Linked DNA regions of Homo sapiens: region 1 is linked to region 2. A link is a loop called in an ENCODE intact Hi-C map of the cell type or tissue named here. Cell type or tissue: endothelial cell of umbilical vein. All regions are shown on one strand. Links, peaks and the distances in the headings refer to the core of each region. The heading gives the core; the rest is flanking DNA. Region 1 overlaps LOC124907871 (a long non-coding RNA gene). Region 2 overlaps CKAP2L (cytoskeleton associated protein 2 like).

Evidence for each region. Peaks named below come from ENCODE experiments on the same cell type or tissue, not always from the same donor. Only the 100,000 strongest peaks of a DNase experiment are listed, where the experiment ranks them.
Region 1: it touches region 2 in a loop (7-fold over the local background); 2 of 110 quality-filtered maps call a loop at or near these places.

The regions. Positions count from the first base shown.
Region 1 is chr2:112,804,595-112,820,426 of GRCh38, reverse strand. It overlaps LOC124907871 (a long non-coding RNA gene), which reads left to right. Exons shown (of 2, transcript XR_007087195.1): 2 at 987-3,358. Among named protein-coding and RNA genes, the nearest start is that of IL1B, 24 kb to the left of the region's middle. RefSeq lists enhancers at 2,061-2,355, 7,615-8,814, 14,440-14,779, 14,427-14,927, 15,010-15,119. In endothelial cell of umbilical vein, for the core only: no CTCF peak of the experiment used is centred there; DNase peaks (open chromatin) are centred at 7,586 and 8,306; H3K27ac peaks cover 2,366 bases.
Region 2 is chr2:112,743,462-112,759,293 of GRCh38, reverse strand. It overlaps CKAP2L (cytoskeleton associated protein 2 like), which reads left to right. Exons shown (of 9, transcript NM_152515.5): 4 at 2,080-3,317; 5 at 6,820-7,027; 6 at 12,719-12,874. Among named protein-coding and RNA genes, the nearest start is that of CKAP2L, 13 kb to the left of the region's middle. RefSeq lists an enhancer at 9,240-9,289. In endothelial cell of umbilical vein, for the core only: a CTCF peak has its summit at 9,452 (motif pointing left); a DNase peak (open chromatin) is centred at 9,433; H3K27ac peaks cover 424 bases.

The DNA of each region.
Region 1 (15,832 bases), core at 6,788-9,287, 62 kb before region 2:
CCTTTGTCTTCTTTACTTACCCTGAATATGCACAGAGTTTACTATGAAGTGCATATTCCTGTTGCAATGCTCTATTCCCAAACAAACATCATTTTCTTTTAGAGAGCCTCTCTCTGTTTGTGATTTAGGTTGGTGATGTAAAGCAATGGCATAACTGAACACTGATTCAAAGAAAAGTGGCTTTTCTCTTTGTTGTATTAAAAAGAGGCCTTATAAATAGGATAGTAAGATTTGTAAGTTGAACTTAAAGCATGAAGAAAATTTAGGGGCCAGGCAGGGTGGCTCACACCTGTAATCCCAGCACTTTGGGAGGCCAAGACAGGAGGATTGCTTGAGCCCAGGAGTTCAAGACCAGTCTGGTCAACACAGACCTCATCTTTACTAAAAATAAAAAAATTAGGCCAGGTGCAGTGGCTCATGCCTGTAATCCCAGCACTTTGGGAGGCCAAGGCGGGAGGATCACTTGAGGTCAGGAGTTCGTGACCAGCCTGGTCAACACGATGAAACCCCATCTCTACTAAAAATACAAAAAAATTAGCTGGGTGTGGTGGCGGACACCTGCAATCCCAGCTACTCGGGAGGCTTCAGGCAGGGGAATCACTTGAACCTGGGAGGCGGAGATTGCAGTGAGCTGAGATAGTCCCACTGCACTCCAGCCTGGGCGACTCAGCAAGACTCTGCCTCAAAAAAAAAAAAAAAAATTAGTCAGGTGTGGTAGCACACAGCTGTGGTCCCAGCTACTCGGGAGGCTGAGGTGGGAGGATCATCTGAGCCCAGGAGGTCAAGGCTGCGGTGAGAGCTGAGATTGTACTACTGCATTCCAGCAGGGGCTACAAAGTGAGACCCTGTCTCAAAAAAAGAAAAAGAAAAAGAAAATTATGTTTTTAAATTTATAATTATAATAAATTTAATTACATAAATTTAAGCTCAAGTAATTGTAAATATTCTTTCTGTGCACATAAGTTATTCTTGTATTGACCCCACAGGAGCTGGCCATTCTTCAAGTCAGAAGGCCTGAGAGAGGAGCTGCCCAGGTGGTCTTCATGGGGCTGTGCGGCCAGTCATCCCCCACAGGTTGACAATCCTTGCGTACTTCATCCTTGTTGGATCCTCTGTATCCCTGACGATGAGCAACTGTGAGGCCCGTTTCAGCACTGAGTTCCAGTCAGGAAAACATCCACCCACCCACCACACGCTCACACTTACACACACATTCACACATGCACACACGTTCTGGCTCCGAAAAAGAAAAAAAAAAAGCAATTTAAAATAATTCTGATCCTTTGCTTATTTCCACAAACTCCATGAAAATTGTACATTGTCCAAGCAACATTTCTTAATATTCTCTTTTTCTCTCATATCCATTTTCCTTACTGCTGTCTCCACCTTTCTCTTCCAAACTCCCTGTTAAAATCCCTGCCCCAGCGAACTTTTATTCAATTTTGTGGAATGGAGGCTGCTCTGATTTAAATTAAAAAAAAAAAAAATCCCTACTCCATGTCCCAGATCCCTAGTTGTTTTTTGTTTTTTGTTTTCCTGAGACAGGGTCTTGTGTCTTCCATGCTGGAGTGCAGTGGCATGATCATGGCTCACTGCAGCCTCAACCTCCTGGGCTCAAGTAATTCTCTTGCCTCAGCCTCCCCAGTAGCTGGGAGTTCAGGTATGTGCTACCATGCCTAGCTAATTTTTTTCTTTTATTTTGTAGAGACACGGTCTTGCCAGGTTGCCCAGGCTGGTCTAGAACCCCTGGGCTTAAGTGATCCTCCTGCCTCGGCTTCCCAAAGTGCTGGGATTACAAGTGTGAGGCACTGCACCCAGGCTGGATCCCTGCATTTTTACAGATTTAGCATCACAAAAGTCTAAACAATTAGACTGACTAAGGCAGAACTGCCCTTATGACAGCAGACATAAGAAGGAAAAGGCCAAAACACTGTGTTAAAAATTATCCAAATGTGAGGAAAAGGCAAAGAGAGTAGGTGTGCCTTTTTAGTGTCTAAGCTGCCTGCCCAAGGGGCATCTGATGCTCTCAGGCAGGAGTCCACAAATTTTTTTTTGTAAAAGATCAGATAGTAAATCTTTTCAGCGTGAAGAGCATGAGGTCTCTGTCACAAATACTCAACCACCATTACAACATGAAAGCAGCCAACAGACAACACATGACAAATGAGTGTGGCTGTGTTCCAGTAAATCTTGATTACAAAAACAGGCAAGAGGCCAGAGCTGACCCATGGGCCATAGTTTGCTGACCCCTTCTGTAAAGGAAAGTATTTTTGTTTGACTTGCTGTTTACCATTGATTGAACACAAGGCTCTGTAGAGTTACTTGTTAACTTGCAGAAGATTGATGAGTGGCAAGTAATTTTTATTCACCAGAATATAAAATTATTTCTGTTCAGTAGAAAAGATAAACCCAACTGTTATATTATTGTCCTGTTTTGTATGTAACTTTGCTTCATTTTTTAACAAATTAATATTATTGCCCTAATTTGTATATAACTATGCTTCTTTTAAAAATATATATTTTTTAATAAATTTGAGACAGGGTCTCACTAGGTTGCCCAGGCTGGTCTTGAACTCCTGGCCTCAAGTGACTCTCCCACCTTAGCCTACTGCATAGCTGGGATTACAGGCACAAACCACTGCATGCAGCTAACTTTGCTTCTCATTCCAGCACTTTTTATTCCACTGATTATATGTATATGTATATCTGCATCATCTCTCTCTCTCTCTCTCTCTCTCTCTCTATATATATATATATGGAAATATCTCTCTCTCTCTATATATATATATGGAAATATATATCTCAGTCTCTCCTATCCTCCTTTAATCAGTTTTGCTATCCTGTCAATTCCCCCAACGAGTGTGATGTTGTGAAATATATATTTGTTCTTCATCTCCTGTTTCCTGACATACAGCTTTTAAAAACCCTTGGAATCTCTGGAATAATAAGAGTGTCTTTTGCATGCTAATAGATGACTGCTGGCTGGCAGCCCCAATGCAGTAGCTTCATGATGGGGTTTGTCACAGGAAAGACCAAGGCAGGATTGGAGACTTGAGACTGTTAGCCCCACTCCCCAACCACTGGAGGGAGTGGAGGGGCTGAAGGTTGTGTCAGTCACCAATGGCCAATGGTTCGGTCAATCATGTGTACGTAATAAAGCCACTCTTAAAAACCCAAAAAGGACAGGGTTTGGAAGGGCTCCCAGATAGCTGGACACATGAAGGTTCCTGGAGGGTGGTGCCCCAGAGGGGCATGGAAGCTCCACACCCCTTCTCACATGCTTTGCTCTGCGCATCTCTTCATCTGGTGTTCATCTGTATCCTTTGTAATATCTTTTAGAATAAACTGGTAAACTTAAGTGTTTTCCTGAGTTCTGTGAGCTGCTCTAGCAAATTCACGGAACCCGAGGGAAGCAAACCCAGATTTATAGCCATCAGTCAGAAGCATAGGTGACAACCTACCACTTGTAACTGGCACCTGAAGTGGGAGGCAGTCTTGTGAGACTGAGCCCTCAACCTGTGGGATCTAACGCTAACTCCAGGTAGATAGTGTTGGAGTGAATTAGGACACCCAACTGGTGTCGGCTGCTGGAGGACTAGTGGTGGGAGAAATCCCCAAGCATTTCGGTGACTAGAGGTCACAGAAGAACTCAGTGTTGAGGTGTTGTGACAGTATGGTAGGGAAAACTGCGTCTGGTTTTTTCCTTTTACAATCAGTTAAATATTTAACACAAGTCTACTGTATATTAGTAAAAGGGTTACATTTTTTAATGTCTTGACAGTTGCACTTTGACAACTTCCATATCAATCACTTTTTTTCCTGTCCCTTTGGAACCAAAATCACTTGGGTTACCCTGAACCAGGCTGCAGCCTATTCCCCAGGCCTTGAAAGCTTTGAGGCCCTTCTGCCAGCCCTAATCCCTCTGAATACCAGGCCTCCTGGAGTTAAAAAATAGACTTGAGGCCAGGCCTGGTGGCTCACACCTGTAAGCCCAGCACTTTGGGAGGCAGAGGCGGGTAGATCACAAGGTTAGGAGTTCGAGACCAGCCTGGCCAACATGGTGAAACCCCGTCTCTACTAAAAATACAAAAAAAAATTAGCCGGGCGTGATGGTACACGCCTGTAGTGCCAGCTACTCAGGAGGCTGAGGCAGGAGAATTACTTGAACCTGGGAGGCAGAGGTTGAAATGAGTCAAGATCGTGCCACTGCACTCCAGCCTGGGCGACAGAGTGAGACTCCGTCTTCAGGGGAGTTAAAAAAAAAAAAAAAAAAAAGACTTGAACAATGAGGCTCCACTGGATGGATTTAGGGGAATTACAGGAAGCAGGACCTGACGGTGCAATGCCACACTCCACCTGTCCAGACTTGGACCTCACCAAGGGAGGTCTGTGGGGACAGGGAGAGGCCCTCTGCCTCCACCCCCTCCTCTACTCCCCAAACCCTGAGTCAGGCTGAATGTAGTAAACCTGGAACAGAAAAGTTCAGTTTGGCAATAGGTATCTGAAGGACTCCAGGTGCTTCTCCCTTGATTCAAAATTTTACTTATAAAAAAAATTATAAGAAAATTCTACTTAAAAGAAATAATCAGGGAGGTACAACAAATTGTACTTTTTTTTTTTTTTTTTTTTTTTTGAGATGGAGTCTCACTGTTGCCCATGCTGGAGTACAGTAGTGTGATCTCGGCTCACTGCAACCTCCGCCTCCTAGGTTCAAGTGATTTTCCTACTTCAGCCTCCCAAGTAGCTGCGATTACAGGTGTGTGCCACCACACCCGGCTAATTTTTGTATTTTTGGTAGAGACGGGGTTTCACCATGTTAACCAAGATGGTCTCGAACTCCTGACCTCAGGTGACCCACCTGCCTCAGACTCCCAAAGTGTTGGGATTACAGGGGTGAGCCACTAAGCCCAGCCATTGTACATATTTTGTGGGTATTTACTAAAACATTATTCAAAATAGTAAAAAAAAATTGAAATAAACTGGGGACTGGTTAAATAATTTTGGGTACAACCACATGATGGAATACTATACAGCCATTAAAAATTACATTGAGGCCAGGTGTGGTGGCTCATGCTTGTAATCTTAGCACTTTGGGAGGCCAAAGTGGGAGGATTGCTTGGACCCAGGAGCTCAAGACCAGCTTGGGCAATGTGGCAAAACCCTGTCTCTAAAAAAAAAATACAAAAAAAATTAAAAAGCTGGGTGTGGAGGCACACACCTCTAGTCCCAGCTACTCAGAGGGCTAAGGTGGGAAGATCACTTGAGCCGGGGAGGTCAAGGCTGCAGTGACCCAAGATCGGGTCATTGCACTCCAGCCTGGGCAACAAAGCAAGACCCTGTCTCAAAAAAAAAAAAAATACATTGAAGAATATCTTACGGTATGGATAAATATTCATTTTACAGTGATAGATGCAAATAAAAGCAAATTACAAAATATACAGTTTAATTCCAACTTTGATACTACATATGTATATATGAATACATGCATATGTTATGTATGTATATGTAAATATAACAATATATGTTCTATATATGGATATTATATATTTACACATACATACACACATATATAATATCTTCTCTAGAGAGCAGAAAGAGAGTAGACAGATAATGAAGATAGGATACAACTCCAGTCCAGCTCAACCTAGGGGACTTGTTTTAAAGCCTCAGGAGAGAGAAGTTGGGACTAGAAAGCAAGGCAGCTATTTGTAAGCATCTTTGTGTTTCATGCTATTGGGGTGGGAAACAACAGCACAACTTTTGAAAGCCCCTTTCTACTCACCCCACAAACTGCAGAGCAGCTTTAGGACCCTCAGAGTTCAAGAAGACCATTTGCAGAGTAGAAGAAGTAAAAACATGTATGAACTTGACCCTGAGCTCATGGACTGTGCCATGAGGGAAATTCCTAAAACAGCAGGAGAGGCCCTGGAGGAAGGCAGAGGCCCTGCATCAGCAAGTCCAGGCAAAAGCCTGCATTCCATAGATGCTCATCTCTCTGGCTGGTGAGGTCTAAAGACGTTTGGTCTCAATATTAAGTCTCGTGAGAGAGGTCACAAACCCAGTCCCTTGGCCACAAAAGGAAATAAATTCTGGCTTGAGACATTAGGGAGGAACAGGGCAAGGGGAGGTTCAAGAAAGTTTTAATGGATGAGATGATATTTAAGCAAGGCCCTGGAAAATGAGAATTTCAACCAATAGCCATATGGTAGGTCAGAAAGCAAAGATAAGGAGGGGGCAAGTGCAAGGGGCAACATCAGATATGACCAGGGTGTCGTGGGGCATGGCTGATGGAGAAGAAGATTAGACTGGAGTTTGGGAATGCCACAGTATCGAGGTTGGATTTAATCCTATGGGTAATAAAGCCAACTGTTCAACCCCCAACCCACTTGCAATATGGCTCCAAAATAGCAGGTGTTTGATAAAATGACTACTTTTACTCTACTATTCCCTCCCTCTTAAGAAGAAAAAGAAAGTGGAGGCTCAGAGAAAGGCAGTGGCTTGTCCCAATCACACTATGATTTGGCCACAAAACAAGAACGAAATGTTACACCCAAAAATGCTGCCTCCACCTCCCTTCCTTGCTTTCCTCCCTGCTGGACTACAGACTATCTCAAGAGTGACGTACACCATCAGGGCTTCAGCTTTTCCCCGAAACAATGCCAAAATATTAGCCATACGTCACTGTAGTAAGAGCCCTGAATCGGGAATCCCAGCTTTGACGCAGACATGCTGATTGACTCTGTGACCATTCTCTTCACTTCTCCACTCTATTCTTCCCCACCTGTAAAGTGAGGTCCTTTCCAGTTATAAAAACAGATGATGCTATTGTCCTGTTTTGTATCTAATCTTGCTGTGTTATAAAAAAAATAAGGCTCTGTACATTCATCTTGGCCAATTCCCTTCTTATCTCTACTTCCCACAGCCCCTTTTTGTACAGAAAACCAGCATTGTTCTTCTGGATCCATCTCTTAAGAAAGCGCTTTGCCTCCCCGGTTATTTAGGTGATAAGAAGTGTCCTAGATGACAGCCCTGGAATGGGCTGGAGGCAACAAAAAAGCAAGTGAAATAGACAGTTACAGCGACGACAATAATAACAACCAACACCTCTCACTAAAGAGAAAGAAATAAAAAAGAAAATTAAAATCTGCCGCAATGCCCACACAGTCATTGAATAGCTGCATGTGTACAGCACTTGGTTACTTTTACATACTTCATATTTTAGCCTTCAGAGCAGCTCACAGGGGTGGATTTAATTTTTAGTCCAGCTCCTGGCACGGTGCCTGGCACAAGTTTAATAAATGTTCTGTGAATAAATGACCCTCTTTTTAGATGAGGAAATCGAGGCTCAAGGAGAACAAGCAATGTAATGTCCCCCTCCTGTTCAGCCATCTGCCTTTCACGCCACTGAATGCAGTAGTCCTCCGTGCCCTGAACTTGACCCTCTTCTGCTTTTCGGACTGGTCCTTCTAATCCCGTTGTGACTCACTACACCACCTCTCCTGCATATGACGTCTACATTTTAAAACAAACCGTATGGAAATAACACATTAGTCGGCTTGCTCCCCCACCCCCGCAAAAAAAAAGGCCTCTTTATAACAGAAACTTCTCAGGCTGGTAGGGGAATTTTATTCCCCCATTTATGGTAGAAAGGCCCTAACCTTGGACCTCACGCCATAGCTATTCACATGGGGGAATGATGAATAACATGGGAAGCAGCATGTAACTCTCCTGGGCCCTAGTACAGACGAGTTACTCCCAGGCCGTCCTTTAACCATCAACCCCCTCCACAGAAAATGAGCTTTGGAATGTCTGCCCCAAATTGGGGTAGGGCTCCCCAGAACCATGGACATTCCTCATCTACTCCTTGGAAGTGGCAGGTCGGGTTTAGCACACAGTCTATAGAAAGTCTACACACATGGCAGTCATCTCTATCTATTGTGACAAATGGCTGGAACTCAAGCATACAATATACCCACTGGTTCTTCTTTTTTGACAGTGACATCAGGAACATTTGCATCTTCCATCCCAGGGAAAGGTAAAGAGAGTCAGGCCTTTAAACACAAAATTGATGGAGGCTCAGGTCTAATGAATTATTTCACTCATAGCTATTTTATTTTTCCTGCCAATAAAAATACTTAGAGACTGAGTTGGCAAATGAGAGCCTGAGACACGTGCGGGGAAATTCTGGTTCTGCTGCTGCTACTGCTACTGCTACTGCTACTGCTACTGCTACTGCTACTGCTACTGACTAATCACTCGGAATTCACTTTGTCTCCACCAGAACTCTGCCCCTACTTCCTTGGGAATTCCCCAGCACAGGAAGTTTGCAATTGCTTGATACCTTGCTGTTTCTAAGACCGGAAATGGAATATTTGTGGAACTTCCTTTGCCAGAGGAAATGGTGACCTTTAAACTTTCATTGAAAGAGAAGGAAGTGGGTGCGATACTACGGTTCCCTCTGTCAGTACTGTCTAGCAAGGCTAAGAATGATCCTTGGAGTGACCTCAGCAGAGTCCCTGAGAGACAGCTGGGCAGTAGCTCTACGGGTGTCCTGGGCCTAAGCCCCATCTGCCCTCCTCCCAACCCACCTTCCACTCTCAAGAGGCCTTGGATTCTATTTTCTAAGACCAGGAATGAAAAAGACTCAACAAGAACCTCACAGTCCCTACCTGAGCCTGCTTCCCAAGCCTGTCCTAGGGCTGTCCTTCCAACCCCCAGCCCATCAGCCTTGTGGCCTCCCTGTGTGTGGAAGGCACTTTCTTCCTGGCCACCAAAAACAGGTCCTCCCCGGACTTCAGGCTGCTCCTCATCAGCTGATGCCCTCCAGGTTCACACCTCCCAAAGTTCTCTTCCTGGCTCCAGGCCCTGGAATCCCCGTATTCAGCAATTCATCTTTGACTCCCTTCCTCTTTCCCCTCCCTTCTCTTCCCTGCCAGGAAGGCCCATTCCTGAGTGATGCCAGACATATCCCCATTTACCTCCACACCATCCTGCATTGAGTGGGAGCATCTCTTTTATCTCTGCAAGACCTCTCCATTACCCACGGGCTGGCAAGCTCTCCTCCTAAGAAGTTTCCCAAAGCAGATGCTTTATAGAAGCAGGAAAGGAGAAAAGGAAGAAGAAAGGGAGGGGAAGCTACTTTTTTACTGAATGCCACATGTAAACAATATATTGGGTCATCTGAACTTACCGAAGTACAAACCAGAAATGGCATTATTTTTTTCCAGTAACTGCCTTCAAACGTACTCTATCAGACCCCCCTGACATCTCAGGTCACTGCAGAACTTTCTGTTAAATAACTTGCATATATGAACAGTCTCAGAGGCCAAAAAAAAAAATAACAGCTATGCACTCTTGCACCTAATTCTGTACTTTTCGCCAAACGCCATTAAAATATTATAACATTAAAGGGATATTTAAATTCACGAATCCACAAGGATGGGGAAAACAAATGAGAAGACAGCAAGAGTGAGGGAGAAGGGGATACATTTCTTTGATCAATCAGGCAATTCCCTGGCATTCACATCACCGAGTTCATATTTGCAGTAGCAATTCAAGAGTTCTGAGCCTCACACAGGAGTATCTTTAAGAAAAAAAGAAAAAAATTTTTGGAAGGCTGGAAAGCAGTTGGGCAAATGGTAGCTGATCCTAAGGACCAATCGACATCTAGTACCTTTGGGAGTGGGATCACAGAGATGGTAAAATAAAAAAAGATTGCATGAAAGCTGGTTAAGAAATAGAAACACTTGGGCCGGGCACGGTGGCTCACGCCTGTAATCCCAGCACTTAGGGAGGCCGAAGCGGGCAGATCACGAGGTCAGGAGATCGAGACCATCCTGGCTAACATGGTGAAACCCCGTCTCTACCAAAAATACAAAAAAAATTAGCCAGGTGTGGTGGCGGGCGCCTGTAGTCCCAGCTACTCAGGAGGCTGAGGCAGGAGAATTGCTTGAACCCGGGAGGTGGAGCTTGCGGTGAGCCGAGATCGCACCACTGCACTCCAGCCTGGGCAACAGACAGAGCGAGACTCCGTCTCAAAAAAAAAAAAAAAAGAAAAAAGAAAGAAAGAAATAGAAACACTCCCCCACTCCGCAAAAAAATACATTCTGTATGTTTCCATTTATACAAAACTCTAGAAAATGTAAACTAGGCCAGGAGTCATGACTCATGCCTGTAATCCCAACAATTTGGGAGGCCAAGGAGGGAGGGCTGCTTGAGGCGAGGAGTTCGAGACCAGCCTGAGAAACATAACAAGACCCCATTTTTATTTAAAAAATTTTTTAAGCCAGTTGTGGTGGTGTACCCCTGTAGTCCCAGGTACTCAGGAGGCTGAAGTGGGAGGACCACTTGAAACTAGGAGTTCAAGGCTGCAATGAGCTATGATCGCACCACTGCACTCCATCCTGGGCAACAGAGTGAGACCTTGTCTCAAAAAAAAAAAAAACCCACAAAATGTAAACTAATCTATAGTGACAGAAAACAGGTGGTTGTTTGCTTGGCAATGAAGGAAGGGAGGAGAAGGAATTAAGAAGAAGCTTGAGGTAACTTAGGAGGTATATTAGTTCCTTGTCACACTGCTATAAAGAGCCACCTGAGACTGGGTAATTTATGAAGAAAAGAGATTTAACTGACTCACAGTTCTGCAAGCTGTACAGGAGGCATGGTTAGGGAGGACTCAGGAAACACATCATGGCAGAAGGGCAAAGAAGAGGCAAGCACATCCTCACATGGCAGCAGGAAAGAGAGTGAGTGAAGGGGAGCTCATGAGAGCTCATTCACTATCTCAAGAACAGCAAGGGGGAAGTGCACCCCCACAATTCAATCACCTCCCACAAAGCCCCTCCCCCAGCATTGGGGATTACAATTCAACATGAGACTTAGGTGGGGACACAGAGCTAAACTGTATCAGGAGGTGATAAATATATTCACTATCTTGATTGTGGTGATGTTTTCACAGGGTTATATCAAAGTATAAGTTGCACAATTTAAATATGTGCTCTGTTTATTGTATGTCTATTTTACAACAATAAAGCTGTTCCTTAAATTTCTTTTTTGAGACAGGGTTTTGCTCTGTCACCCAGGCTGGGGTAGAGTGGTGTAATCACAGCTCACTGCAGCCTTGACCTCCTGGGCTCAATAAAGCTATTCTTTTAAAATGCTGGCAGAGCTGTGAGAAAATTCTTATTTGTTGCTAGTTGATTCAGTCTTTTTGGAGGACAGCATGACAATTATTTAACTTCTGAATAATCATAAAATGATATTAATGGGGGAAAAATAAATGGTTAGATTTTCAGGTCATCTTTCCCATACTAGCAGAAGACAGAGAGTTAAGGTAGGAGATTACTAAAAACAAGATGATCATTGAAAGGATTCAGCATGATGTTGAATACTCCAGCCCTTCTCCCTCACATTACACACAGAAGGCTGGTAGCCAGGCCTTTATCCTCCAGGCAGGAGATCAAAAGAGCCTTTCCCAGGGAATCAGGCCTATACTAATAGTAGGGGTCCCAAACCCATTGGCCTTGCCAGGACATCAAGCAATGACACTCACAGCCAACAAGCCTCACCCATGTATTCAGAGTTTCCAATCAGCTTTCCAGTTGCCCACTCTCAAAAATCTAGTATTACTAAACGTCTGCAGAAAGTTTCTAGCAAGATAGAGATCAAAATAAAACAACCCAAAAAAGCAGAAAGGGGAAAAAAGACTTGGTAAAGAGAAGAAAACTTTTAAAAAATGTCAGATTCAGTGGCTCACACCTGTAATCCCAACACTTTGGGAGGCTGAGGCAGGAGGATTACTTAAGCCCAGGAGTTCAAGACCATACTGGGCAACATAGCAAGACCTCGTCTTTATTAACAATTTAAAAATTAGTGGCCGGGTGCAGTGGCTCACGCCTGTAATCCCAGCACTTTGGGAGGCCAAGGTGGGCAGATCACAAGGTCAGGAGTTCAAGACCAGCCTGGCCAACATGGTGAAACCCTGTCTCTACAAAAATACAAAAATTAGCTGGGCATGGTAGTGTGTTTCTGTAATCCCAGCTACTCAGGAGGCTGAGGCAGGAGAATTGCTTGAACCAGGACCCAGGAGGCAGAGGTTGCTGTGAGCCCAGATTGCACCACTGCACTCCAGACCGGGCTACAGAGTGAGACTCCACCTCAAAAACAAAAAAATTAGCTGGGTATGGTGACACATGCCTGTGGTTCCAGCTACTTGGGAGGCTGAAGCAGGAGGATAGCTTGAGCTCAGAGATCAAGGCTGCAGTGATCCATGATCACACCACTGCACTCCAGCCTGAGTGACAGAGTAAGACACTGTTTTGAAAATAAAAATAAATAAAAATTTAAAAACTATTATTAATATCTCCAGAGTAATAAGATAGTAGAACTGTCAATTGAAGACAAAATACTATGGGGGAAAATGTGAGGAAGAGAGAGGTGTATTCAAAGTAAAAAATATATAGTAAAAGAAATGAAATTCAATAAAAGAGTTGGGAGATAAGGTTAAGCAGGTCTCTCGGAAAGTAAAGCAAAAGGATAAAGACTTAGAAAATGAAGTAAAGTCAATAGGAATATTAGAGGACAGATCTAAGAGACTCGGGGCTGAAAACAGACCAGAGAAAGACACAAGAAAAAGGAAGTAATAAAGTTTGTAGAACTTGAAGAACACATGTTTTTCCCGATTAAATGGCCCACTGAGTGTCTACCATAATGAATGAAGAAAGACCTACGTCATGAAATTTCAGAACACTGTAGATAAAGAGGCAATCCTACAACACTCCAGACAGAAAACAACAATCACATGGAAAAAATCAGGCATTTGAATGGTGTCAGACTTCTCAGCAGCAATATTGGAAGCCAGAAGAAAATGGAGCAATGTCTTATAAATCAGGAAGGAAAATTAATTAGAATTCTGTACCCAGCTGAACTATCTACCAAATGTCAGGATAGGATAAATATATTGTCAGATATGCAAGTTTCTAAAGAAAATTTTTCTCCCTACACATCTTTTCCCAAGAGGCCACTGAAGGGAATGCAGCAAAAAAAAAAAAAAAATACTCAAGAAACAAGAAGAAAGATCCAAGACTGGAATGAGGTGAAGGCAATCCTGATGGTGAAGGGAGATCCCAGGATGAAAGCAGGCACAGCAACAAGGAGCCACCAGTCCAACTTGGAGCAGGTCAGAGAGCGCTAGGAATTTTTTTTTCCTAAGATAAAAAGAAACTGCCTAATACATCTGAATGTCTTAAGAGGAGATTTAAATAATTCGTGAAAAGTTTAAAGTGAAATTAATGATAATCAGAGGTGGATTTACTGTAAAGTTAATCAAATTTAAATTTCAGAACACTTAATCTGCAAGAGTCCTTTCCAAGACCCTATACCTAATTTTGTGTTTACAATTTTATATTTGTTTTCTTAAAGAAGACCACCAATATAAACTATATCCAGCCTTCATGATAAGTACATAGGAAACTATGCAAATAAGGGGGAAAAAAAACAAAGAAAAATACCTAGTTTACTAATGGTTCACTTCTGAATAGCACATATTCATAATGATACAAGCACTCATTACTAGTCTAAGAAAATGAAGATATAATTGCATTAGGAAGATCAAGAGGTAGGAAATGTGGATGTGTGTGGTATAGACTAGGGCAGGACAAAGAACCTAAATCCTCATTTTCTAAAGATAATTGTTAATACGTAAAACTCAAAATTCAAGAAGTAACAGTAAAAGCGGTCATTAAGAAACAAGCACTAAACACCAGATAGGAAGCGAGAGATGGGGGAAGAGGGCAAGAATCTGATTATTTTTTGCAACAAATTTTGTAAAACCATTTGACTGTTTACATGTAGAACTTGGATCTTTTTTAAAAAACACAAAATAATAATACTATTATTTTTTAACTGGATTTTTGAAAAAGAAGATAAAAGTCTCATTTTAGTAATTAAAACTCATTCCAGGTTAGTCCACTCAAAACTTATATTCGAAAATTAAAACTTTGGGAGGCTGAGGCAGGCAGATCACCTGAGGTTGGGAGTTCGAGACCAGCCTGACCAACACGGAGAAACCCCGTCTCTACTAAAAATACAAAATTAGCTGGGCGTTGTGCATGCCTGTAATCCCAGCTACTCGGGAGGCTGAGGCAGGAGAATTGCTTGAACCCGGGAGGCAGAGGTTGCAGTGAGCCGAGATCACACCATTGCACTCCAGCCTGGGCAACAAGAGTGAAACTCCATCTCAAAAAAAAAAAAAAAAAAAAAATTAAAACCTCTGGAAGTTGAGTTTGCAGATATTCATTATGCTCATTTTTAACTTGTATGTTTGGAAAATGTCATGATGAGAATTGAGGTTGGGGGATGAGAAAAAAAGAAAAACATCAACCCCACAGCCCATTCAATTTTCAGCCCGACCCACAGCTCCGGGGAAGGGCAGCAGGTCCATCCTTCACTCTTTCTTCACCTCTTTCCCCTCCTTCTGGCTCTTCCACCTCTAAGTTGGAGCCCAAGAAGAGGCACTGGGAAATGGAAAAGTCTTTTGTACGTGGTACTTGCCGGGGAAGCTGCCATGAAGACCTGGCCCCACGGTGGGGAGGGAATGCCCAGCTGAGGCCTCGTGCCCATGCTAGGATAGACTCGTCCAGACATGTCAGGTGGTCTGACAGGGCAAGCAGCAGGAAGTCATGTATGAGTATGAACTGATCTGTATGCAAGGGCGGGGAGAACACGCGGAGGAATGGGGCGTGAGAAAACAGCACAGTACGTTTCTTTAGCAGCTGTCTCTGCTCAGCCATGGGAGGTCACAGAGAAAGAGGCTTGGAGGCGTTATTTTCACTGTGAGATGTGAGTGTAAAAAAGTGCCCAAGACACAGTGAGTACCAGGGAGATGCCCTCTTTCCTACCCGAATGCAGAATGGCCACAGGCCTTAAAACACACACATGGGTCCTCAGAGGAGAGAGGCCTCCACAGTGGACACCCGCATTCTCCCCTGGTCAGCAGCAGCAGGGCGAGTGCTGGGCCATCATGAAGCTTCACAGGCAATGAGCTCTCAGCAATAACAGGAACAGTGCCTGGGGGACTGTAGCTGCAAGACCGATTTTCATGTAAGATGGCCTCTGAGGACTCCGAGATACACCAGGCTGAGACTAGCTGGCAGCTCCAAGTTCTTGGTCAGAAGAGAACAGGAACTAGGGAAATTGGAATTACTGTTACTACAATTCCTTTACATCCGCACAACCATGAGGTCCAGAGAGTCTCTCTTATTTTTTTTTTAAAGACAGGGTCTCACTCTGTCGCCCAGCCTAGAGTGCACTGGTGTGATCATGGTTCAGTACAGTCTTCACCTCCCAGGCTCAAGTGACCCTCCTGCCTCAGCCTCTCAAGTGGCTGGGACAGCAGTTGCATGCTACCAGGCCTGGCTTTTTTTTTTTTTTTTTTTTTTTTTTTTTTTTTTCGGTAGAGACTGGGTCTCTCTGTATTGCCCAGGCTAGTCTCGAACTCCTGGGCTCAAGTGATCCTCTGGCCTCAGCCTCCCAAAGTGTTGGAATTACAGGCATGAGACACTGCACCCAGCCAGTATAGTCTTTTAACAGCTTTATTGAGGTACGGCTAACATTGAAAAAACTACACAAATGTAAAGTATGCAATTTGATAATTTTGACAAATGTACACACCAGTGAAACTATCACTACAGTCAAAATAATGAACATATCCATCACTCCCAATTTCCTCACGCCCCTTGGTAACCCCTCTCTCCCAACTCCCTGCCCCCTAACATCAGACAACTACTGATGCATTCTGTCTCCATAGGCTCATTTACATTTTCTAGAATTTTAC
Region 2 (15,832 bases), core at 7,945-10,444:
CATGTGAGGAAGTTGGCCATATGCTTTAATGTCCAAACCAGGACACTTTGAGAGTAAAAAGCAGTACTCTTTGACCAACAGGCATAAATCAAAACTATCTTGTGAAAACCGGGATATATGGCATCCTTCCTAGATAATAGATACTTTTACTATTATTAATTTTGCTGTGAATCTAAACCTGCTCTAAAAAAGTTAATTTTAAAAAGTAATGAAGTACTGATACATGCTACAACATGGGTAAATCTTGAAAACGTTATGCTAAGTGAAAGAAGCCAGACAGAAAAGGCCACATATTACATGATTCCATTTATATGACACATCTAAAATAGGCACATCTATAGACATACAGAGACAGAAAGTAGACTAGCGGTTGCCAAGAACTGCAGGGAGCAGAAAATGGGGAGTGACTGCCAACAAGTAAACCAAGTTTCTTTCTAGGGTGATGAATATGTTCTGGAATTAGACAGTGGTGATTGCTGTATAATAGTGTGGCTATACTAAAATCCACAGAAGTGTGCACTTACTAAAATGGTGAATTTTATGGTTTGTGGATTATATCAATTTGTTTTTAATATATAAGAAAGCAACTAAAAAAACACATTTGGAAGCTTTCATGCCAACGTCCCTCCACCTCTTCAGTAAGCAATGATGGAGAGATCCGAGGTGTATATAAATGTTGGTGCTCAAAGATTAATCCAGATATAGCCATTGTGGGTATACCATCCATCTCTCTGCCTCCCACTCCCAACTCCGCTGTTTCACTCCTAGTAACACCACACACACCGCTATCATCCAGAGTAGACATCTCTTTGCCCTCAATGCCAAATGGTTCTGGTTAGAAATCCTTTACATACTCGCCAAGTTTATGTAGTGATTCTTCACAATATTTGTCAAATCAAAAATAGAGTGGTAACTCTAGCATTCCCATATCTTACCCTGGAAACATATTCCATAAATCTCTGTGAAATTCTCCTTTCTGAGTAATTGCTTTCATGAGAGATGCTCAGGAATTCATAGTGGCTTGCCCAATTACTTACCATATGAATTCTAAACTCCCTTCCCTAGTTTTCAAAATTCTCTGTAATCGAGTCCTACCTTTCTTATCCAAACTTAAATCACATGACTAAACATTTGTTTATTATTAACATAGACTCTAACCTTAAAACCCTGTCCTGGCTGATTTTACAAATATGACTATTAAGATGTTACATGTTTATTGAGAGCTGTGGCAGCATATCTCAGGCCTCACATCATCTGCCACCTATCTCCTTGTCACTGATCTCCAGGGATGAGACAGAGGTTCTTGAGTGATACTGTGATGTTTACAAAGGCAGTGGTTTAAAAAACATATAGTGTGGCTATACAAAGTACTAGGAGAGATTTGTTGGGAGGTACCCTAACATAAGTTCATTATGTATGTATTTTTTCAGGGTTCTTTGGAGGGCACTTAGGATATAATAGGCATTCAACAACTACTGTTTGAGGCAAATTCATTTTTGAAAGAGCAAGTTTTGTATATTCACTGCATCTCTGCTTAATTCTGTCAAGCTAAAAGATTCTAATATACTTCTGATAGGAACTCAAGTTGTAAAAACTACCTGTTAGGACAGGTGTGGTGGCTCATACCTGTTATCCCAGCACTTTGGGAGGCCAAGGTGCGTGGATCACTGGAGGTCAGGACTTCAAGACCAACCTGGCCAATATGGTGAAACCCCAACTTTACTAAAAATACAAAAAAGTAGCCAGGTGTAGTGACATGCGCCTGTAGTCCAGCCACTTGCGAGGTTGGGGTGGGAGAATTGCTTCAACCCAGGAGGCAGAGGTTGCAATGAGCCAAGATTGCATCACTGCACACCAGACTGGGTGACAGAGCAAGATCCTGTCTCAAAAAAAAAAAAAAAAAAAAAACACAAAAACTACCTATTAGTGAGTCTTTCTTTACTTTCTGAGGATTCAACTTTCTTAGATGAAATTCTAAAAATGATTATTTTTTTTAGCATGTGTTAAACACAGTTATTATTTTAAAAACAATAAGATATGTTAAGGATTTTTTAATATGTATTTTCTTTGTTTTTTCAGACTATTAGACCCAAAAATGATGTTACCAACCATGTTGTTTTGCCTGTCAAACCTAAAAGGTCCATCAGCATTAAACTCCAGCCCAGACCACCTAATACTGCAGGGTCCCAGAAGCCGAAGTTGGAGCCACCAAAACTTCTGGGCAAAAGGCTGACTTCAGAATGTGTTTCTTCTAACCCATACTCTAAGCCTTCTAGCAAGAGTTTTCAACAGTGTGAAGCTGGATCGTCCACAACAGGAGAACTGTCAAGAAAACCTGTGGGGTCACTTAATATAGAGCAATTGAAAACTACAAAGCAGCAGTTAACAGATCAAGGAAATGGTAAATGTATAGACTTTATGAATAATATCCATGTTGAAAACGAATCTTTGGATAACTTTCTAAAAGAAACAAACAAAGAGAACTTGCTCGATATCTTAACAGAACCTGAGAGGAAGCCAGATCCTAAATTATATACCAGAAGTAAGCCAAAGACTGACTCTTATAATCAAACCAAGAACAGTTTAGTTCCTAAACAAGCCTTGGGCAAAAGTTCAGTTAATAGTGCTGTTCTGAAAGATAGGGTTAATAAACAATTTGTTGGAGAAACACAAAGCAGGACTTTCCCAGTAAAATCACAGCAACTCTCTAGAGGAGCAGATCTTGCAAGACCAGGAGTAAAACCCTCAAGGACGGTTCCCTCTCACTTTATTCGGACCCTTAGTAAAGTTCAGTCATCAAAGAAACCAGTAGTCAAGAACATCAAAGATATAAAGGTTAATAGGAGTCAATATGAAAGACCAAATGAAACTAAGATACGGTCATACCCTGTTACTGAACAGAGAGTGAAGCACACCAAACCCAGAACATACCCCAGTTTGCTTCAGGGTGAATATAACAACAGACATCCAAACATCAAGCAAGATCAGAAGTCCAGCCAAGTTTGTATACCTCAGACATCATGTGTACTGCAAAAGTCAAAAGCCATAAGCCAGAGGCCTAATTTGACAGTTGGCAGATTTAATTCAGCCATTCCAAGCACCCCTAGCATAAGACCAAATGGAACCAGTGGTAATAAACATAACAATAATGGCTTTCAGCAAAAAGCACAGACTTTGGACTCCAAGTTGAAAAAGGCTGTTCCCCAGAACCATTTTCTGAACAAGACAGCTCCCAAAACTCAAGCTGATGTCACAACCGTAAATGGGACCCAAACAAACCCAAATATTAAAAAGAAGGCAACAGCAGAGGATCGAAGGTACTTTGCTTTAATTCTAAGCTTTTGCAACTTAAGATGATTAGGCAAATTGACCATCAAGAAGACTAGGTCAGGAAATAGGCCATAAATAATGGCTCCTAAGTAATTTTTAACTACAGTCTGAAAAAAGATTTGAAGCAAATATAACAAATATTAAGACTTGACAGGGCTAGGTGGTACATACACATGTTATAAATCATTTTCTGTAATCGTATGTTTACAATAGCTTTTTTTTTTTCTTTTTAAGAAATTGAAACAGAATGGATGAGTAAGAAGTAGGGGGTGCAGATGTAGACACTCGTTCAATAAGTGCCGTGCTAGACTGAACAGCAATAGAGCAGATAAGTGAGTTCACATAGCTAGGAAGTGAGAAGATGGTAATCTCTTGTCAAGCAAACCAGTGGTTAAGTTCAGAAAAGTTACCAGGGAAGAACCAGAAACTTCCGTGAGTCTGAGTGGGCCAAGTTTTGGCCAGTAAGCTCAAGCAGGAGCAGTCAGTTCAAATACAGAGTTCAGATGGTAGAAATCAAGATCTTAGGCCGGGCACGCTGGCTCATGCCTGTAGTCCCAGCACTTTGGGAGGCCGAGGTGAGCGGATCACCTGAGGTCGGGAGTTCGAGACCAGCCTGACCAACATGGAGAAACCCTGTTTTTACTAAAAATACAAAATTAGCCAGGCGTGGAAATCAAGATCTCAGGTTGGTTAATATTAACATACATTGATTAAAACTGAGCCAGTGGATTTTGTACACTTTCTACCCAGGACCAAATGTAGTCTCATGAAGTGGGTGAGCCTCCCAGGAGAAGCACATATGTATACCTGCTTGAAGTAGAAAATAAGGAAATTTCTGACGAGTGAAGGGAGCATGTAAAATTAGATGGTTGCTAAAAAGTGTAGCAGGGTGAAGCAAGGTACAGCTTGGTACAGCCCTGAACACCACCACCAAGCTCCTTGCCCTCCTGAAGAGACAGTAAGTAAACAACTTAATTCAGGGTGCTATGATCAAGAGAGTAGGGCTGGAATGGCTGCTTTAGATAAAAGGATCAGTAGAAGTACTTTCAACAGCAATGTCTGAGCTGAGACCTAAGTCTGAGAAAAGACTGGTGACAAGAAGAAAAACAATCCTGAGCAGAAAGAGAAGTGAGTGCAGAGACCTTGAGGTGGTGAATAAGGAAGTCAGGGTCCCAGCCCTGGAGCTCAGCCTAGGTCAGACAACAGAGGATTGGTCATAAGACTGTGTTGCAGGTTGAACATGTTTGATTACAAAAGAGAAGGAGTCTAGAGAGGGAGAGATTCATTCACTCATTCTGTAGGTGTTTCTTCAGCACCTGCAGTGTGCCAGGCGCTAGGAGACACAGTGATGAGCACACAGTGAGTCTTTACCTTTCTGGAGCTAATTGTTTGGTGTATATATAGAAAGTACTAGAGAAACAAAATTATGGCATCGAGGTCCTAGGAGTAAGTTGCCTTTAGAAAGGGAAAGTTCACTCTTCGTTTATGATTAGAAGGAAGGCTAAGGAGATAGGGAAAATGCTAGGAACATGGAGGAAGCACATGCCAAATGTCTCACCTTGTATCATCAAGTAGGTGGTTGGAGTGAAGGTGAGGGGGCAGTATTTGGGGCTGAAATAATAAATATTGCATGGATGTTGCTCTGGAGTCAGAAATGAGAGTTAATAGCATTCATTCATTCAAAACTTAGTTATTGGCATTCTGGAAAAACCAAAACTATAAAGACAAAAAACGGATCAGTGATTGCCAGGAGGGGGGCGTTAGGGGTGAGACTGACTACCAAGGAGCATGAGGGAATTAGTGATAGTGTTGCAACCATCTTATAGCTTGATAATAGTCAGACTTAAATGACTTGATGCATTTGTCAAAACTCAGAATTGCACACTAAAAGGTGAATTTTACTGTGTGTTATTAAATACCTATGTGTGCTAGGCACTGTGCTGGGAACTGGACTGCCAAGGTTTCTGCCTTCATAGAGCTTACACTCTAGTGGAGGAGACAGAAAACCAACACATTGACTAAATAAGACACGGTAATTACAGGTAATTGCGTCTTCATGGAGGTGTCATTTGAGGGGAGGACTGAAGATGCAAGACCTTAAGGCAGGAATGAGTCTGGATCAAGAAACTTCAAGGAGGCAGGGTACAATGGTTCACGCCTGTAATCCCAGCACCTTGGGAGGCTGAAGTGGTCAGATCACTTGAGGTCAGGAGTTTGAGACCGGTTTAGCCAACATTGTGAAACCCCATCTCTACTAAAAATACAAAAATTAGCCGGGTGTGGTGGCACGCGCCTGTAATTGCAGCTACTTGGGAGGCTGAGGCACAAGAATCACTTGAACCCAGGAGGCGGAGGTTGCAGTGACCTGAGATCATGCCACTTCACTCCAGCCTGGGCAACAGAGCAAAACTGTCTCAAAAAAAAAAAAAAAAAAAAAGAAAAGAAACTTTAAGGATACCTGAGCTCCTGGAGGGGGTGAGTGACAGGGAGACTAGTGTGATACGAGGTTGGAGAGGTAGGCAGGAGCCAGATTACACTGTGCCTTTCTGCCTTGGAAAATATTTTGAATTTTATTCCAAGAGCTGTGGAAAGTTCTTGGCAGTGACACAGCCTGGGGTGCTATTTACCAAAGTAAGAAAAATTTGTAACAGATGCAGAGATGAAAATCAATAACTTTGTTTGTGACAGTATTAAATTTGAAATGCCTGTCAGACATCAAAAGATATCAACTAGGCGGTGGGTTTTACAAAGTTTGGGGATCCAGGGAGAGATCTGGACTGAAATGTACACTTGGAAGTCATTATTAATATGTAGTTGTAATTTAAAGAAACTGGAGTGTCTACATCCAAACATGAGGTCTATATGTCTTGGTGCCCCTACCCCCAAAAAGCAGTCTATCACCTGTTAGAAGCTGGAGTGGAAAATGTGAACAGTGGGGGACACTTGGCACTATCAGAGATCAGCTACTTAAGAGCCCTGACTTTATAGGTCTAGCTTATGAAAGAGTCATGTCTGGTCAAGAGAGGGCTAAGGAACTAGGTGAAGTGGGTCAGTTTACACACCAAGACCTTATTGAGGGTAGAATGCAGGCTTGGTGGGTTTGGGTTGAGTGACAGCTTATGCGTGAGAGAAATGAATTGCTGAGTTAGTCATCTCAAAAATAGAGGGATGTCTTAGGAAAGCAAGTGTCAAGTAGCATATAGTGAAGTGAAAACTTTCCGAGAAAAATAATGCATAATCACGAATTCTATTTGAAGTCTGAAGTGCTGGCCACGTGTGATCTTAGAATCTTGGTGTCTGCCTTCTCGTGGGTGGGCGCAACCCAATGCTGCCATTACCCATTTGTAAATTGTTTTTTAATTCCATTCTCCTGATTTTGTCTGTAGTTGAAAGTATTTAATTATACTCTATCTATACATATCATATACTTTAGCAGCTTGACTATGTTTAAAAATAAATAAAACCACTCTCCCTTTAATTGAATTTCAGGAAACAACTAGAAGAATGGCAGAAATCTAAGGGAAAAACCTATAAACGGCCTCCTATGGAACTTAAAACAAAAAGAAAAGTAATAAAGGAAATGAATATTTCATTCTGGAAGAGCATTGAAAAAGAAGAGGAAGAAAAGAAAGCACAACTCGAACTGTCCAGTAAAATTAACAACACTCTGACAGAATGTCTGAACCTCATCGAAGGGGTAAGTGAAGAAGATAAGCTCCTCCAGCTTTGGCCCAAAGTCTTATAATTTTTAAACATATTCCTAAATATAATATAGGAGAGATAGCCTTCATCTAAGTAGAAATTTAGCTACTCTTGTAAATACAGAGTAATAATAATAATGACATGCCCATAAACAGTGTCTTTTGTGTATCTGTGCTTTTATAAGCACTTAGCTAAGATTATCTCACATAATTATCATAACCACTGTTACTATGACCACTTTACAAACAAAACTGAGGCACAAAGAAGTTGGAAAACTAATCCAAACAAACTGGCTCCAAAAGGAACTTTGCTTTCTTTGGGTATCAAGTTCTGAAGAGTACACATTTAACATTGAAACTGAGGTCAGAAGGCAAGTTTCTGTGTAAAGTTGGAGTATTCTGAATACTCTGGGTAGCTACAAATAGTATTTAAATTTTATCTTGGATTCTGCAGATAAGGATAAAATAGATGGTAGGCAAAGAGTATGATCCTTAGGAGAAATTTTTCCTGAAGGAAAAATATATTAATAAAAAATGATGGAATAAACTTCTAAGATCCTTGCCTAGAGCAAAACTCATTCAGTCCTTTGGCTGGTAATGTTGAACATCAGCAAAAAAAAGGAAAAGTTCAGTTTAAGTCTACTCCAGGCAACATTTTCACAACATCCAGTTAAATATTAACTATTTCTCCTTGTGGAATTGAACTTGAGTTCTTTTTCTTATCCTCTTTTTTTGTTGTTGTATTATTTAAAAATGAGTACCTTTTTATTATTGAAATCATTTCAAGTAATGCAGATAAATGATCAGCCCTCTCCCTCTACAAACATACATACTTAGGCATCCCAAACTTCTCTCTGGAGGTGACCACCATTGCCAGTCATTCATTCTGTTTTCATGCATGTCCATACAGTATAGGTATGTCGAGAAATGAAGTATTATATTTTTGTGAGTTGCAATTCTTTTATTCACATTTTTGTGTACTTTGGTTGTCTTTTCTTGTGTTTTCCTAGTACCAATGTTATGCTGACTTAGGCAGATGAGTTGAGTATTTTCCTTTTTGCCCTATAAACTGAAAATAGTTTGTATGACATGAGAATTATTTTTATTTTTTGAAGGTTTGATAAAAACTTGCCCATAAAAATCATCTGGACCGTGTTTCTTTGGAGGATAATTTTGTATATATCCTCTCAATTTGTTATGGGGTCATTGTTCTAGAGTTCATATATCTTGAGTCAACTTTAGTAATTTTGTGACTTTTTAAAGGGATTTTTTCTCAATCTTTTTAAAAGATCTCAGGTTTTATTGCCAAAGATTTTTTCTCATTAATCTTTTTAAAAGACCTCAGGTTTTATTGATTATTTTTTCTCTTGCATCAATGTCTGCATCTATTTTTATATTTATTGCTCTTTTCCTAGCTTTTTAATTGAAACCTTAGATCATTTAAAAGTGAGTCTTTCTTTTTTTTTTTTTTATAAATATGTTCAGTGCTATAGCAGATTTGCCTCTGAATTTTACTTTGGTCATATCCCTCAGATTTGACTAAGTAATACTCTTTATCAGTCAGGATCAAGTCTGAAAAACAAACCACAGAAAGAATGTAATTGGTTACACAGTATCTTATGTGGGTTCTCTAGAGGTGGAGCCTAAGAGGAGAATCCATGTGAAAGTAGTTTATTAGGAAGACACTCCAGGGAAAACTGGGAGGGGAGTGAAGTTGTAGGATCAGAAAAGCGAATCCATGGACGGTGACTCTGGCACAGCCCCACAGGGGAGCTCTGGAGACAGTGTAGGTCACATCTCTCAGAGTCATCCTGATCAGAGGCAAGGGAGCTACATTGTTAAAGCTTCCATGGTCATTTATTCATGGCTGCCTCGGGCGGACAAGAATTGTCAGGCACTTCTCACTCTCTGGGCACATACGAGGGAGCACAGATGCTGGCTGTGAAAGCACGCGGTAAGCCTGTGTGCACAAGATGCTGAAGGGATCAGAAGGAGTGTGGGTGCTACACACAGGGCTGACAGCACACAGGAACCTGAGGTAATGTGATAACTGTAGGAAGCAGCTTGTACCCACTGGGTCTAGGAGAACAAAGAGAGGTTAGGGTATCAGAACCAAGAAGCAGGAGAGACAAACCCTGGTAGAAATGGGACTCCAACTGTAAGGAAGGCATACTACCCAGCAGATGATGGAGGAGAGGCCCTGCAGGGCTGGGGCTCAGATTTTGAGGAAAAGATGCTATCCATTTGGTGCTTCTGCTCTGAAGCTGCACAGGGAGGTGGGCTCTGAGGGGGAAAAAAAGATGCTAGAACCAACTGTTACTGCCAGGGTGAGGGACCGTTGCTGGGGTGATGAAAGCAAATAGGAAGAAGCAAGTGTCTTCCTTCTCCATCCCTGCAGCCTCCCTCTCGTGCCCCCTGCTGGCAGAGCTGAGCAGGGAGCTGCTGCCCAGCAGAAAGTTTTACAGAGTTTTATCCCCAGCATCACAAAGCAGAGGATGGGGTTTGGGGCCAATAGACAAAAGCTTCATAACTGACATATCTTGTCATTGTTCATTTCTAAATAGCTTGAGATTCCCATTTTGAGTTCTTTAACCCAAAAAATATCTTAGAAAAGTATCTTTTAATTTCCAGATGTGTAGATTTTTTTTTTCTGCTGTTAATTTCTAATTATATTGCATTGTAGTTGGTGAATGTGGCCTATGTGTACTCTACTTGATGGATTTTGTTGAAATTTTCTTTGTGGCCTTAATATCTGATCATTCTTGGTAAATGTTCCAAAAGTGTTTGAAAATAATGTATATCCTATTTGTTTATTTGATCTATTGCTTTCTGAAAGAAATATGCCAAAGTCTGTCACTGGCACTGTGATTAATCATTGACAATTTCTCTTCATATGTCTGTCAATTTTTACTTTCTATTTTTTAAAGTTATGTTGTTAGGTACAGAAAGATTCATGACTTGCTTTGATTTCTTTTGTCTGATTAATCTTGCCACACCTGCTTTTTGTTGTTAGAATATGTCTGGTAGCTCTGGTAGCTCTTTTTCCATCCCTTTACTTTAAGCCTTCATGGGCTGACTTATTTTAGGTATGTCTCATATAAATGCACACAGTTAAATGTTTTAAACAAATTTGAAACTCTCTGCTTTTAAAAAGCAAATTTAGTTCGTACACATTTATTATGATTACTTGTATGTTTAAACTTATGCCTGCTATTTTATTTTGTAATTCAGCTTACATGAATTATTTTTTCCTCATTTCTGTGTTTAATCTAGTTTTATTTCATAAAATAATACACTGAAATGAAAATAAAGTGATAGATGTAAGCTCAAACATGATTTGCAGAATATATATCATATTCTTCTTGCAGTTCCTTTTTTCATTTTTTTTTTTTTTTTAAGAGACAGGGTTTCACTCTTTTGCCTAGATTGGAGTGCAGTGATGCCATCATAGCTCACTGCAACTTTAAACCTCCTGGGTGGACCCAAGTGATCCTCCACCTCAGCCTCCTGAGTAGCTAGGACTACAGGTACACACCACTACACCCATTATAGTTTACATTTTTTTGTAGACACAGGGTCTCACTGTGTTGCCCAGGCTGGTCTCAAACTCCTAGCCTCAAGCAGTCCTCTGCCTCAGCTTCCCAAAGTGCTGGGATTACAGGTGTGAACCACCCACTGCACCTGGCCTGCAGTTACTTTTATTTCAAGTCTTTCATGTGAATTCTAAAGTTTACTCACTAGTGACTTTATGATTTTTGAATGGCAAACCTTTTGAGTCTGTATTCTTGTGAAACTTGTTATTTGCCTTCATGCTGGAATCATAGTTTGGCTGGGGGAAATTTCTTAATTTCAGCTTGTTTTCCCTGGAAAAATTTAAGTGACTGCTTCATTTTCTTTCTTGCATCTGGAGTTGTTGATTTGTTAATGTCTCACGTCAGTCTGATTCTCATTCCTTTATAGGTAATCCTTTTCTTCCCCCTCTCTGGAAGCTTGTACGATTTTCTTTTTATCTTTGGTTTTCTATTATATTTTTTTCTCCCATTCATCCTGCTTAACTATCTGAGAGCCTTTTCAACCTGAACAACTGTTTCTTTGTTCATTTCTTGAAATTCTTCTTCTACAACCACTTTGTGTGTTGAACTTTTTTCCTTCTAGAAACTCTCTTAGATGGATATTGGAGTTATTGAGTAATGGATATATCCTTCAGAACTCTAAATGTTGTTTTCATACTGTTCACTTCATTGTTTTATTACACTGGTTTCTAGGAGGATTTCACAGCTGAATTTTCAGCTCACAGATGTATTCTTCAGCGCTGTCCATGCAGTTGTTCTGCCTTTCTGTTGGTTATTTTTCATAACAGCCCATTCTAGTTTTAGGATAGCAATACTCTCTCTTATCACTCTGAAGATATTGACTGTGATACTCTTAAAAGTATTCCTCTTTGCTCCAGTGTTCATTCTTGTTTGTTGAGTTTTATGCCTCTTTCATGTAGTGTTGGTTTTCTCAAATGTTAGTGATTCTCAATTGTGAACTTACCTTTGCGTCTCCCCCATTTCTAGCAGTAGAAGGTGCTGCTTGGCTGAGTGTGCCAGTACCTGGATTTCTGGGCATGGTAGTGCTCCCCATTCGTTGGGTCCATGTCACTGTCCTGCTTACGGCACAAGCCAGAAGGGAACCAAACCAGTGAATCCATTTCAAATTATCTTTTTGTGGGATTTAACCCTCTTTCATAAACACCTGCATAAATCCCTGACACTTACACATATACACCCCTATGACCTTCGCATGCCTGTGTCATTCTTTACACTGCTATTAGTCCTATGGAAATTCTCATCACTACTCAGTGTTCTCGTTATTATAAATATGGAATATTATGAATATGTAAATGTTTACTCTAGGATTTGTTTTGTTTTTGTACCATGTAAAAATGAACATATTTCTTACCTTCAGCTATGATAAACATTTTCTATTTGGTCTCATATAACTCTTAAAATTTAATGATGAGGAAGCCAGGCTCAGTGGCTCATGCCTGTGGTCTCAGCTACTCGAGAGGCTAAGGTGGGAGGATTGCTTGATCCCAGGAGGTAGAGGTTGCAGCGAGTTGTGATCGTACCACTGCACTCCAGCCTGGGCAACAGAGTAAGACCTTGTCTCAAAAAAAAAAAGAAAAATTAAGCCAGGCATGGTGGCTCATGCCTGTAATCCCAGCACGTTAAGAGGCTGAGGTGGGCGGATCACGAGGTCAGGAGATCAAGACCATCCTGGCTAACACGGTGAAACCCCATCTCTACTAAAAATACAAAAAATTAGCCGAGCATGTGGTGGCATGTGCCTGTAGTCCCAGCTACTGGGGAGGCTGAGGCAGGAGACTTGCTTGAACCTGGGAGGTGGAGGTTGCAGTGAACCGAGATCGCGCCATTGCACTCCAGCCTGGACGACAGAGCAAGACTCCATCTCAAAAAAAAAATAATAATTATTATTAATCTCAAATCATTAAAATGGATAATTAAAACAGGTGCATTTTATTACATGTACATTGTACCTCAGTAAAATTGAAATTTTTTTAAAAGTTCAAAAATATTAGTGATCAAACCAATTTCTGCATACCTGCTGTAATAAATATTAGGAGATGTGAGACTAACAGTGAAATGGTAATAATTACCTCTGGATATTTTGGTTTATTTCAGGGTGTACCTTCTAATGAAATACTTAACATATTGTCCAGCATTCCTGAAGCTGAAAAATTTGCTAAATTCTGGATCTGCAAAGCAAAGTTGTTGGCAAGTAAAGGCACCTTTGATGTTATTGGGCTATATGAAGAGGCCATTAAAAATGGGGCAACAGTGAGTATCTGTCTTGGGTGGGTAACTTCTTAAAATTCTCTTTCATGTGAGTTCTCTGTTGTTGTTTGTAATATGATGGTTAGAAGTTTGCAACATCAATATCCAACACTTATAAAGTCATACCTTACCATAAAGAACTTAAAAATATATTAAACCCAATACGTCAGCATCCTTAAATCAATAATTCAGAGCCATTGCATGAAATAACTTTTAATTCTAAAATTTAGAAAAAAAAACTATATAATTATTATTTACAAAAACTGCATCAAATAGTTTTATAATGCTTTTCCTTAAAATGTCATTTTCCATGTCATGTTCTGTATTCTGTGTGATACCTTTTTCCATAATGGTTCAAAATCAGAATTGTACATGCACATAGTTTAAGCAGTCAAGTAGTTTGATAAGTTTCGTTCAGTAAGACCTCTGCCTTCCTTCCCTCCCATTTTCCCCTTCCTAGAGCAAACTGATTTATTTTTATATTAACCTCTATAGTTTCAGAAAACGTGTTTCTGTTTCTTGATTTTTCAGTTTTAGATATGATTTATGGACTTCCAGCTATGCAGAGTGAAGATTTAGCCCTCTTTCACACATACATACACAGATCCCCAGCACACACAAATACACACCCCTATTTACCATCCTTATAGACCTTTGCCATTCCTTATACTTTCATTAGAGTCATGGAAATTCTGGTCACTATTTAGCATTCACATTGTTATGAATATATAAGAAATATATGGGCTGGGCACGGTGTTTCACGCCTGTAATCCCAGCACTTGGGGAGGCCGAGGCAGGTGGATCACAAGGTCAGGAGATCGAGACCATTTTGGCTAACATGGTGAAACCCCATCTCTACTAAAAAATACAAAAAAGTTAGCCGGGCGTGGTGGCGGGCACCTGTAGTCCCAGCTACTCGGGAGGCTGAGGCAGGAGAATGGCATGAACCTGGGAGGCAGAGCTTGCAGTGAGCCGAGATCGGGCCACTGCACTCCAGCCTGGGCAACAGTGCAAGACTGTCTCAAAAAAAAAAAAAAATACATGAATATGTTGAGCCATGCAATATATACTATGATTACTTTGCCTTTCAAGCACAACTTTCTACTTTTCCTGGAGTTATTGTCTTGTTTTGCCTTTGCTTAGTTTTCTGAGTATTTATTATATAATTAATTCACAAACTCTTCGCTAATTGTCTAAGTTCCTCAATACTTTGAAAACATCAGATATTCTATTGATTCCTTTTTCTTAGATAAAGAGCTTTCTCCTAGACCCTTCTGGCTTATTCCAGACTGAACAAGTTACTTTTTACTGCCGTCTTCACCAGCTGTCTTTCTGGGATCTCTTTACCATCACCTTTAGATTCCCTTTACATCCTTCTTAAGTTGGGTGGATCCCTTGTTTTTAGAACCCATATTAGTTTTCTTCTTCCTACATTGTCTATTTCTTCTCCAATGTTTTTCATTTCTTTCTCTCTTGTTATTGTTTGTTTGTTCTTTTTGTTTTGTTCTCTATTATTCTTTAAAGGCTTTACACAGATGCTGGTGAAACTGGGCTGTTTGCACATATAAAAGGTGGGTCTGAAAAAGCTTATTTAAAGCCCGAGACACATGGATGGGGCTTCAACACAGGGTGATCTGGCTGAGTTGACTAGTTAGAAAACCCTCAATATCAGTATCTTTAGGTCTTTCCTCTTAAGCTGGTCAAGTTATCTGGAGAAATCTGTTCCAATCTCCTTCCTGGGAGCTAGACACCAGGCTGCCAGTGCTGTGGGAGAGAAGAGAGCAGGGAGTCTCAACCCTCAACATAGAAACTTTTGCTTATCTCCTTTTCTCAGAAAGCACCCTATCCTAATCTTGCATGATATCCCTCAGAGACTTGCAGAATACATTCCCAGTTTTCTGTTAGGATGAAGGGAGTCAGACACAGTTACTAGGCTGCATAGAGTTTAGGGGTGCAGGATGGATTTGGAGGTCTGACTGCTTTTTGAACAGATGCTAAAGAGTCCTCCTAATTTGGGCCCTACCACCCATTCCTTAGCCTTTCTGTCAGGTTGTTTCTTAGCCACACTGCCAGCTTGGGATTCAACTCTCTCAAGTAGATCAAATTGTTTACCTCTCTTCCTTCTGCACTGCAGCTTCCAAAACCTTATTGTCATTTCTTCTCTCCTATGTTTTGTGGTTATTGCCTCTTCTTAATCCCTTTATTATCCTTTCAGTCGATTTTCAAGAGAGATTAGAAATAAACGTATATTTAATCCACCATCATTAACCAGAAGGCTATACAAATATAAAATATGCTTGATGAATGTTGTATAGAATTCACTCTTTGTAATATATTCTATACATTTATTCCCATTCATTTAGCTGAAATCATAATTCTATTTTGGATTTTGAAAAAATGTACGGAAAGCTTTGCTTTTATGCTTTATTGTCAGTTTATATCTATTTGATACAGAGTTCCAGGTAAGGAAGACAAACCTCCAACTATAATTTTCTTGTGGGAAAGTGCAGCTTCTGCTTCATGGCATGGTTTACATACTTGAAAAATAAAGCCTATCTCAGATAATTTTATCAGAAAATTACTTTTCCATGAAGGTTTTTTTTTCTAAGTATGTTAACAAATAAAAGAAGAAAGACAGGAAAAGCTGGAGAAAATTACTCAAAATGCCTACAAAGATTGTATCTGGGCCAGGCACAGTGGCTTACCCCTGTAATCTCAGCACTTTGGGAGGCTGAGGCAGGCGGATCACTTGAGATCAGGAGTTTGAGACCAGCCTGGCCAACGTAGCGAAACCCCGTCTCTACTAAAAATAGAAAAATTAGCCAGATGGGGTGGCGCATGCCTGTAATCCCAGCTCTTCGGGAGGCTGAGGCAGGAGAATCACTTGAACCCTGGAAGTGGAGTTTGTGGTGAGCCGATACCGCACCATTGCACTCCAGCTTGGGTGACAGAGACTCCATC